Linked DNA regions of Homo sapiens: region 2 is linked to region 1. A link is a contact called in ENCODE Hi-C data. All regions are on one chromosome and are shown on one strand. The core of a region is the stretch at or near the end of the contact, and the rest is flanking DNA. Distances in the headings are between cores, read along the strand shown.

Region 1 (5,438 bases), core at 1,154-3,653:
AAGACTGTAGGTAAAGCTCGTAGCTGCAAATTTCAGGCATGACTTTCTTTGAAGTCTTATGTTTTATCTGAGAAATTCATGTGAATTATACATTGTAGTTAATAATAGATGTGTGTTTGTTTTACTACATAAATAACGTTTCAAGTGTCTCGCCGGCAGGAACAATACATTGATGCTCTGTTCTTTCATGTTGCATACCCCCATCACATCTTTGATTATCTCTGTTTGAGAAATATTGTTAAATAAAAGAAAGCACATTGTAAACTATAATGAGGAATGAAAACTCATATGATCAGATTCAAATATCAAATATTAAAAGAATAGCAGTGGTCTTAGCTCCATGTAGTGAACCAAAGGAGGAATAAAGGCATTTTCTAAGAAGTGCAACAAAACAGAACTCTGAAAACACATATGATTCCTGGAATTTACCTTTTGATAATACAGCATGATCTGTTCTTCAAACTGTGGTGAAGTACGTTTTTCAGTCTGACTGTCAGAGAGGTGGGAAGTTTATTATCAAGGAGAAATAGGTAAAGAAGAATGAAGCCAGTGGGAGATACCAGGGTCTCTGTGTCCCCTCCCCATAATATGCATAAGCTTCTCAAACATCATTCTTTGAGATGGTCCAGTGATGCTTCCTCAATCTTCTTTGACAATATATGCAGCCTCAAAAAGCATCACTTTCTCCATCCACATCACTGCTCTCTTTAGAAATTCCAGTACCATCTTTTTTTTTTTCTTGTTTTTGAGATGAAGTCTCACTCTGTCACCCAGGCTGGAGTGTAGTGGCCTGATCTCGGCTCACTGCAGCCTCTGCCTTCAGGGTTCAAGTGATTCTCCTGCTTCAGCTTCCCAAGTAGCTAAGATTACAGGTGTTTGCCACTACACCGGGCTGATTTTTGTATTTTTTGGTAGAGATGTAGAGACAGGTTTCACCATGTTGGCCAGGGTGGTCTTGAACTCCTGACCTCAAGTGATCTGCCCACCTCGCCCTCCCAAAGCGCTGGGATTACAGGTGTGAGCCACTGTGCCCGGCCACAGCGCCATCATTTTTAAATCAATAAGACCAATATTCCCAAGGGCACCTCTAAAGAGGATCTGGGTTCCCTGAAACCTCCTGGGTAATGGGACAGGACTAGATGATTAGGAATGTTTGGGGCCCTTCTAGAGATTTCTGGAAGACCTGTGCTGTGTTTCTTTCACTCAGCTCATAAAGTAGCCTTAGATCTAGCCACTCTGTTAGCCAGGAAATCAAGTGAAAAGATTTCATAAGAGGCCCCAGAAATAACTTCCATAATTAACATCATTGGAGGGATATCTCATCTGCTCACAATTTCTTTTTATCTCACCTATTTCTGTTGGAGAGTGTAATAAGGACTCGGAATATGGCTCCTTCTCAAGAAATTCTTAAAGAAAAATAGAACTCTTCCCCTCCCCCAACAACCGTATAGATGCCTGCTAATATTTTCCTTAGAAGAATATCACTTTAACACATATACATGCTTGAGGTATGTCGAATTGTATCTTTTATTGAGAAATTTACCATGTAATTCTGGCAGGTAGATGACCTAGATAATATTCTAAAATATGTAGTTTTCCGCATTTAAGTGGCTGAAAAGCTTAGGTCTAACGAAGTCTAATGAAGATTTGTTAGTGGACGAAAGGAGCTAGGGAAGTGCACACAGAATTGCTAAAAGGAAAGTGTCAAAACAAGCATTCATGAAGGCTGATTGAGAATCTGCAGAGTAAAACAAGTAGACACAGGCCTTTGTGGGTTCATGTGATTCCACAGCTACAGGGGAATCGGGTAGGCTTAGAAGGTTAAAGTGATGTAGTTTAAAGCAGAAATTTAAAACATAGATTCCCACTAAATAACCCTTTGATAATTTTTCAAAACAGGAAAAATCTTGCACATTTTTATTCCCATGCCATGTGAGAAATCAAATCCCAATTCTTTTACCTTCTACTCTCTAATAAATTTTTGTTTGCTTTTACTTCTTTTTGGTAAAATGAGCAAGTCCTAAAATGAGATGAACTCCATTCTAATTCCAATTCTGTTCTCAAACAAAATAAACTTTTTGTTCTTTGTCCTCCAATAACCTGACCAGTATTCTATTTTTACCTCTCAGCCCTGAAATGCCTTTGACTCTTAATTTGAATTTTCCTCATCTTGTAAATGTTCTGAGCGAGCTTTGGAGAGGTCTGCATTTGGTTCACTAGGCACAGTACAATTCTTACAAACTGTTGAGCTTCAGTTCAGGCTTCCATTATTCATACATCAAATTGCTTCTGGGGGTATGACACTTTGGACGTGATTGGAAGGCCAAGTGAAAGATACTTAGCGGTCTCACATGACAAGGCCACTTGGACAAAAGGACTTTGTACACGTGATTCACACAATGGGAAATCATGAACTTTTTCTCACCCTGTAAGTGGCATTGCGCCAGAGTAAACTTAGGAGCTACCCTTTGGCATGATTCTGGAAATCTTTTCGGCTCTGATATTTGGAGTTTTAGTACTAAAATAAAAATTAGCATTGGGAAGCACTTAATTATTTGTCATGGATTAAAACTATATAAGCTCCTACATTTTATCCAAGAATACTACCCTCTTATAGGGTAGAAGTCTCATTCATTACTAACATTTTATTTGTTTACACAATAATTTGTCATATAAGAGAATGTATATAAAAGATAAGTGTATGATAGAGCAATAAAAATGGAAAAAACAAGATAATAGACTTAAATTCATTGTTTATTTAAGTCATAGTTGTTCTTTGAGAGAACATTCATTTAAGTGAATGTTGTCCTTCCGGAAAACAAGCTTTTTCATTTAAAAAAGTGTTTTTTGGGCTGAGCATGGAGGCTTACACCTGTAATCAGAGCATTTTGGGAGGCCGAGGCAGGAGGATTGCTTGAGCCCAGGAATTTGAGACCAGCCTGGGCAACATGGCAAAACCCCATCTCTACAAAAAATACAAAAATCAGCTGGGTGTAGTGGCATGTGCCTGTAGTCCCAGCGACTCAGGAGGGTGAAGTGGGAGGATTGCTTTAGCCCCAGAGGAGGGTGAGGCTGCAATGGACTGTGATCGTGCCACTGCACTCCAGCCTGGGTGACAGAGCAAGACCCTGTCTCAAAAAAAGAAAAAGGAAAAAACAGTATTTCTGAAGCTCCCACTTTATGCTGTGCACTGTGTGTTGGCTGTTATGGAGAACGTAGGGGACTATAGAATGTAGGATCAACATAGATCCTGTTTTCAAGCAGATTACAGTCTTGTAGAGAAGCAGGGTAGTAAAATTAAGAAAGAAGTGGGTTCCCACAGTTACACTTAGTATGAGTCAGATATTTTATCTCTTTATATCTTATCTTCACAACAATATTGCAAAGAAGATATTATCCTTGTCAATTTATAGTATGGGAGCAGTGATTGAGGAAGGTGAGTAACTTCCCTGAATTTCCTCGGCTAGTAAGTTGTCAATGCGGGATTTACATTCAGATGTTTCTCCCTTTAGAGAAACAAATGTTTTTCACTATGCCCACCAACTTCCTATTTCTAGCACGCTAACCACTTTGTTTCTTAGAAAGAGTCACTCAATCATTCTATATCTTAGTTTCTTGGTCTATAAAATGAAGAGGTTTCTTACCTGGAGTGGACATTCATTCTGTTGCCTTTCCGCTAACCAAGACCAGACAGGATGTCCAGCTGAGGCCACAGCTTCACACTTGGGATCAGGGCTGTTGGAGTGCCCTACATTTGATGGGGGGAACACAGTCAGAGTGGCGGAGCCCTGAAGAAAAGTAGGATTTGGATGGACACAGAGGAAGTGGAGGGTCTTCTAGATTGAGGCAGAAGTCAGAACAAAAGCCAGCCTCCAGAGCCAGGAGTGAGGCTGGGCTGTTTGCCAGAGAGTGAGAGTTTGCAGTGGTGGAGTGAAAGGGGCCTGGGGTACAGTATGGGGAGGAGGGTTGTTGGGTCTCAAGATGAAGGAGAACCTTGATACCAGGTGTTTGCACTCAACTGAAAGGTTCACAGAGCCATTTTAAGACTTGCCAAATCACTGTGCCGCTATTTACTGCTTCAGAGTTTGAACTTAATACCTCAGCTGGTTGAGATGTTCAGACTTTGTATGATAATAGCAAATATAACTCTTGGACTCCGCAATATTAATGATGTGGTAGTGCCTGACAAGTGATAGGAACCCACAAATTCTTGGTCATAATGAATGCTTAATGAAGCATAAATGAATGCTTTTTGAGAGACCTGTGGATTGGCTCAATTTCCCAGGTGGGTTCTTGGATTTGCTCTGAACTATCCAATGTCACCTGATTCTCTCAGACAAACTCTCTTAGACCAATAGGTGTGAGAGAGGGAACTGTTGGAGGGTGCCATGATTGATTATAAATATCCTTGTCAGCTGGCTAAGTTCCATTGTCTTTGGTGGTCTGTAAGGAAGCATAGCCAGGAGTAATTTGATATTTTAAAGGACACCAAAAATTAGAATCATGCTGTTGGAACTGTCTGAAAGAAGCCTTAATACTTGTTTTATTAAAATTCTCATAAGAGATACAGATGAGCTACCTTACTTGGCAAAACAGACATATTCCTATGGCTTTATGGGTTGAACCATATTTTAATATAAATATTTAAAGGGAACCTGTGATATCTGCAGCATACAAAAATCTTTGAAATAAACAACAATTTCCTTACTTTGTTTAATAATTTTGAATATTGGAATATAGAGTTTTATTAAGGGGGCAAACAAATTTAGAGTTTATTATTAAATAATTGCATCTGGTGTTGAGCTACCATTTTGCTATATCTAGCTTTCAGTGACTTCCTTGGGCTCTTGGGAAAGAAATACACACACACACACACACACACACACAGACACACACACAGAGAGAGAGAGGGAGGGAGGGAGGGAGAGAGAGAGAGAGGGAGGGAGACAGAGAGGGAGGAAGAGAGAGAGGGAGGGAGGGGGAGAGAGAGAGAGAGAGAAACATTTTTTCCAAACCTTCATAGAAACTGTAAATATTTTGTTATATAATAATAGGAAAAGCAATGAAAACTAATAAAATGGATTTTTCATTTAGTAGTTCAAAAATATCTACTGAATAACTACTGTATGCCTGAGTTATTCTAGACATTGGAGATGCAGCTGTGAAGAAAACACACCAAATCTCTGCTCTCATGGAGCTTACCTTCCAGTGGGACAAAGAGAGTAAATAAAAAGAATGTTTTAAAACATAAAGTCAGTTATCTCAGCACATTATATCTTTTGCCCACTGTTTTAAATGCCTCCTCCGTCCTATATCAAGTTTTCATGTATGTGTAGAACTATATATTAAATATTAAATATTTATCCTATTTCCTGATTCTACTTGTCTATCTCTGTCTACATTCTTGATTACTATGGCTTTAGAATAAAATTTAAAAT
Region 2 (5,438 bases), core at 881-3,380, 34 kb after region 1:
CCCCCAGAGAGAGAGGCAGGAGACCTCTGGTAATTTTCCAGGCATTCAGCATGCACTGCAGTGCCCTTCACACAAGCACAGTGGCCAGGGAGCCAGATGGGCTCTATTTCAGGCAAAGTCAGAAAAGGGACCAGAGTCTGGACTCACTTAGCTCCATAGTCTTGCTGCTGGCCCTCTGTCTTTTGACACTGGATTTACCTTTCATTAGTCCCCAAAGGGAGGGCACATCCCAGCTGGGGCCTCTGGAAGCTGTGGACTTGCTGATTTGCACCCTTCTTGTGCATATTTTTATGTGGGCTGGGAACACAGATGGCTCCATCCAAGTTGCTGAAAACCCAGCTGGTTATTGCTGCACTAGAACGACCTGAGTTTGGGGATCTGAGTTTTCCCTGCCAGAGCCTTGGGCAAGTTGGGAAACATATTTGTCTTTGAATTAGAGCACAGGCGGATGAGGTCCAAGATGCTGCATCCCCACCGTGTCCTGTGTGCTGTGGGAAATAAAAGAAAAGCAACATTAAGCACAGCACATTACACACAGCACCCCTGCTCCCTTACATCCTTTTTTTTTTTTTTGAATTAGGCAGGTTAAAAATTGATTATGAAACAATATTATCATCTTCCTTTTTCTCCCACTTTTAAAACCAAACTTGTTCTATCCAATTCTAAGTAATGCTGAAATAGACTTTCATAAACTAAATTCACAAATCATATCAATCCAACATTTATTGGGCACCTACTTTATCCCAGGAATTATGCTAGGTACTGGAAATTTTAAAAATGAGTAACACATGGTCTCTATGATCTCATAGTCTAACTAGGAGAGATATGTGTAAAAGAAGATAGGCGTGAAAAAATATGTAAATGTTGTAATAAAGGTAGATATAAGAGTGGTTGGGAATATGAAGAGGGATATTTCTTTTGGGGGAACAGCAAGACCCAGACCTAGAGTAGCAATACTTAAGGGAAAATAAGACTTCATCTGGGGCATGAGGTGGGAGGGAGGGAAACTACCTCCGTGAAATACGGAGGCCTGCGTAGGACACTGATGGCTGCTCTACTGTGTCTAGTCTCACCAGCCCTTCCTTCTTAACTCTGATTTATTCGGGGATCTACCTCTATTCACTTGATTCAGGGGAAGTTGACCCTATCCCCGGCTGAGGGGCAGATCCCAATTAGTCCAAGATAAACACGGCAGTCACATTCCTGTGATTGATGGATTTAGAAATGGGTACATGATCAAATGCTGGCCAATGAGACATGAAGTCTCTTGGTTATCCAGGAAAGCTTCCCCTCTAAGAAAACAACATGTGAAGAGATAGTTGCCTTTCTTCCCACAGATGTTATCCTGTTTACTGCAATTAAGGGGGGTTTTCAGCTGCAGAGAGACATAGTTTGACTGTAGGTTTAGGGTAGCCAGAGCAGGAGGCATCACTGGGAAGTAGCTGGAAGTATCTGGGGAAGGACCTTGAGTTCGTCAAAGTTTCCATCTCCCAAGGTAAGCAGATGGGGTTATTCCCACAGTCATGGCCATGGCACAGTGACAACAAAACTGAACATCTTGACTCAAGGTGACCTTGTGCTAGAAAACAGGGTAGCCAGGTGAGGTGATACAGCTCTTAAGGACAGGGGTGGCTCATTTTAGTAAAGATTCTGCTAAAACGACACCCTCTATGGAAACTCTGAAGCTGTGTACCAGTCTTTTCAATCATGTCCATATACCTGAGTTGTAATCACTCATGATTGAAGTAAAGTGTGTAAAGTGTTTAGCGCAGTATCACAAATGTGGTAAGTGCTCGGTACACGTCAGTACCAGCATTATCACACACAGCAAAAAATCATTTCTGGAAGCTAAAGATAGCAGACTAATCTATAAAAATAATCCCAGGGAGATTTCTCTCTCCTCTGCCAGTTGGGAAGTTGGTTTGCCTAGTTGTATTTTGATTTCATTCCTAACAATTACCTTAGTCATCTCATAAGTTTTTCCTTGCACCCTTGGGACCATCGGGCCCATGACTCCAGCACCGCTCTAGCTGCAGGCTGCAGTTGGTCTTACTGATCCGAATTCTCAAATTTAGGTTGCTGATCCCACAAGCGTGAACTTCTTGGCTCTGTGTCTGGGCTCTCTGCTTTCAGTTAGACAGGAAACCGGGGCTGGGCAAACCTCCAAGGTTTTAGATTGGCCTTCTGTTCAGATAAGCTGCTAAGGATGTTTCTACTTGGGAACAGTAACAGCTCAAGTTTTTTCCTGGGTTTTAACTTGTGCCTTTGTGACATACCAACAGATTTAGAACTGACGTTATGATTGGAGTGAAAATACCCACATGTGACTTGAGTTAAACAGACCTCCACTGATCAGAGCCACAAGGCCAACTAATCTCAGGGTGTTAAACGGAAATTCTCTGAGAGGCACCAAGCAATCTATGCTATGAGAGATAAGTCAGGGAAAAGAGGTCTTTAGCCCGTGTGCTTATTTTTAACTGAGTTCAGTTTCATGTTGGGATACAAAGCAGTTTCTTTAGGATCTTAGAGAACTAGCCCAGTAGGGTGGGAGTTCAAATCCCCGCTCCATTGCTTATTAGGTATGGCCAAGTTATTTCTCTGATCCTCAGTTTCTTTACCGAAACTGATGATAATAACTTTCTCATAGGATTAGTGTGAGGATCAAAGTAGACATGTGCCAGAGGACTGGAACATAATAAATGCTCAATAAATAGTGGGTACTATTTCTAAATCCCCCAGGAGAGGTGACTGCTATTGTGTAAATGTATTTTACAAGTTCAGAAAAAATTAGATTAAGAAAAATAATGAAAACTAGCATTAATCAAAAATTTACTATGTTCCAGGCACGCTTCCAAGTATTTACATGTGTAACTCATTGAATCCTCACAACACTCTTTATTATTATTATTATTATTAATTTTTTATTTTTTTTGTCTCGCTGTGTCACCCAGGCTGGAGTGCAGTGGTGTGATCTCAGCTCACTGCAACCTCCGCCTCCCAGGTTCAAGCTATTCTGCCTCAGTCTCCCTCCTGAGTAGCTGGGATTACAGGCATGTGCCACCCTGCCTGCCTAATTATTGTATTTTTAGTAGAGACAGGGTTTCACCATGTTGGCCAGGCTAGTCTGGAATTCCTGGCCTCAAGTGATCCACCCCCTCGGCCTCTCAAAGTGCTGGGATTACAGGCGTGAGCCACCATGCCTGGCCTATTATTCCTATCTTACAGACAAGGAAACTCAGGCACTAGGAGATTAAGTAGCCCCTCTAAAATGGTGAGCAAAATAGGCCCAAGCTATTAGTCCTTCTGATAGACCAGTTTGCTTGAGAGAACAAATTCTTTCAGACATTCTCATTATATTTGATTCTTTCTGGATCTTTCATATTGGCTACCCAGGCTTAAGAATTTCCCCATGTTCCCTAGAAGCACTATATTAGGGAGAAGATGGTTCAAGTACTGCTAAAACTAATACTGGAATTTTCCACCTCAGTTGGGAAGAATGAATATAGCCCTGGGAAAGGAAATTCTTATTTTACCTTTGCAATCAATTCAGCTGTATAAAAAACATAGTACAACAAACAAACCAACCTTCAAAAAATAGATAACTATGAACAAATCAACAAAGAATCTCTGGCTGCATCCAACTTTTGCCCCTTTTGGAAACAAACCATGGACCTTATCCAGACATGGAGATCTCTTCATTCAGGTTCAGCTTTATTTAAATAGGTGAGTTGAAGTATCTATGAAGATTTGTTCAGCAAACCATTAAGCATTTAATATGTGTACAACACTAACAGACTCAGTGGTTGTAAAGAAATAACATGTGTCTTAGGTCAGGTCTGAACCTGAGGGACTCTAAGATAAGGTGTTTCCAGCCAAGAATCTGAAATAGAAGATTCAAGATTGTTCATCTCTAAGAAGAACCACAAGCCCAGCCTTTGGGGGCTGGCACTCTCCAAAACATGCTCTTGACTGTGTCTTACCCATTCCTTCAGCTCTCTTTCTTGCCTCATTTGAGTTGTTTGATTTTGTTTTCATTTATCGATTATCTGATAAATGGCTCTCAAAATATAATTTATGGGACTCAGGTAAGACCAGTTCCTTAAAGTTTAAAGCATTCGTGCTTAAAATTGGACAGTAATAATATATTTTCTAGACATATAAATAACTGCTTATTTCATCCCATGCTTTCAAATCCCAGGCAATTTGCTTCTCTTACCATTATTACTCTACCTTTTCCCTCATTCCTCAATACCCTGCAATGTCTTCTCTCTCCTTGTCAAAATCCGGCATCTTCTATCAAGGCCCTGATGCCATGAGTCAATTCCGTGAACCGTAAGGCAAAATCAATTTCTAATCATTTTACCACTATTATATTACTGTATTCTCACCAGTTTAGGCAAGGTGTTGAAATGCTTTTGAGGGAGAGCAGTTGCAGAGCAGTGTCCTTTCCCCCTCAAATCTAAGGCTAGAAACCCAAGAACCACTAGTCTAATAAATACCCTCCATGTGCCAGGATTGCCATTAGTAACTGTAATCAAATGAACCTTTGCGAGATGCTACAGGGGAGCTGTGATGCAATTATCACTAACTGAATTGTTCCAGTTGATTCCTGGGCATTGCTGGCTTTGTTTATGGCTCAGATGAGTACATTTTAATGATCCAGAGAAAATGAGCATAAGCTGCCACTTCCAGTAAATACTAATTATGAATAAATAAATGCAAATGGAATTGTTGGTGACAATTAATTCCTTTTGATTTTAGTCTCCCTGATTTACTTTTACATTAGTGGGCACTCTTGCTAAAAGTGGAAAGAACTGTTCCTGTTAGAGACGGTGGCCACCTTTCACCTAAAATCATTTCAACCCTGCAAGGTGCAAGTGAACCCAAGTTAGGGCTCCAGACAGCCAACCTTCCAAATGAAAGTACATCCTGTACTAGCCAGGAAACATCTGAGGAGATCTACATTCTCAAAAGCATGCCATTTGCTTGTATGACAATGGTGAGAACATACAAATATTATACATTTCAACAAAGTTCCACACATTAGAGAACAAACTCCTGGATATCTGAGATGTTCAACACTATTCAGTTTTATTTGACATATTTCTTTCAAGTCTAGCATTTCAAACAAAAAGGAAATTCATTGCCTTAGGCCAAGTTTTTACTTCACTGACTTCCTAAAGAGAATTATCCTGCAAAATTTTGAAGAATTTGCAATCAAGACTTTCTCAAGAACTTTCAATAGTTTCTTTTTTTCTTATGTAAAATGTTCAAACCTTCAGGCCTATACAATCTGGCACCAATGAACCTTTCTAACCCTCCATATTTTCTGATACTCTTTCCCTTTTCCCAATACCTCATGTTCCAACTAAATATCATATAACTGACTATTGTCTGAAATAATCCATACTTTCAAATTCTATGCAATTTGTTCCACT

What was found. A loop is a pair of places that touch in the nucleus more often than their neighbours do. Pooled maps may share reads with other maps.
Region 2: a loop to region 1 is called in a map of endothelial cell of umbilical vein, with 3 times the contacts of the local background. The contact joins two enhancer-like sites. A Hi-C loop is called at or near these places in 5 of 168 maps with a recorded cell type or tissue (CD8-positive, alpha-beta T cell, Right ventricle myocardium inferior, cardiac septum and 2 more), 1 of 37 single-sample maps with no recorded cell type and 3 of 50 pooled maps.

Annotation. Positions count from the first base shown.
Region 1 is chr1:184,327,381-184,332,818 of GRCh38, reverse strand. No RefSeq gene overlaps it. Among named protein-coding and RNA genes, the nearest start is that of C1orf21-DT, 57 kb to the left of the region's middle. Within about 2 kb of position 2,403, at least 2 of the 41 ENCODE cell types and tissues checked have a DNase peak (open chromatin) inside an H3K27ac peak, as active enhancers do.
Region 2 is chr1:184,293,468-184,298,905 of GRCh38, reverse strand. No RefSeq gene overlaps it. Among named protein-coding and RNA genes, the nearest start is that of C1orf21-DT, 91 kb to the left of the region's middle. Within about 2 kb of position 2,130, at least 24 of the 41 ENCODE cell types and tissues checked have a DNase peak (open chromatin) inside an H3K27ac peak, as active enhancers do.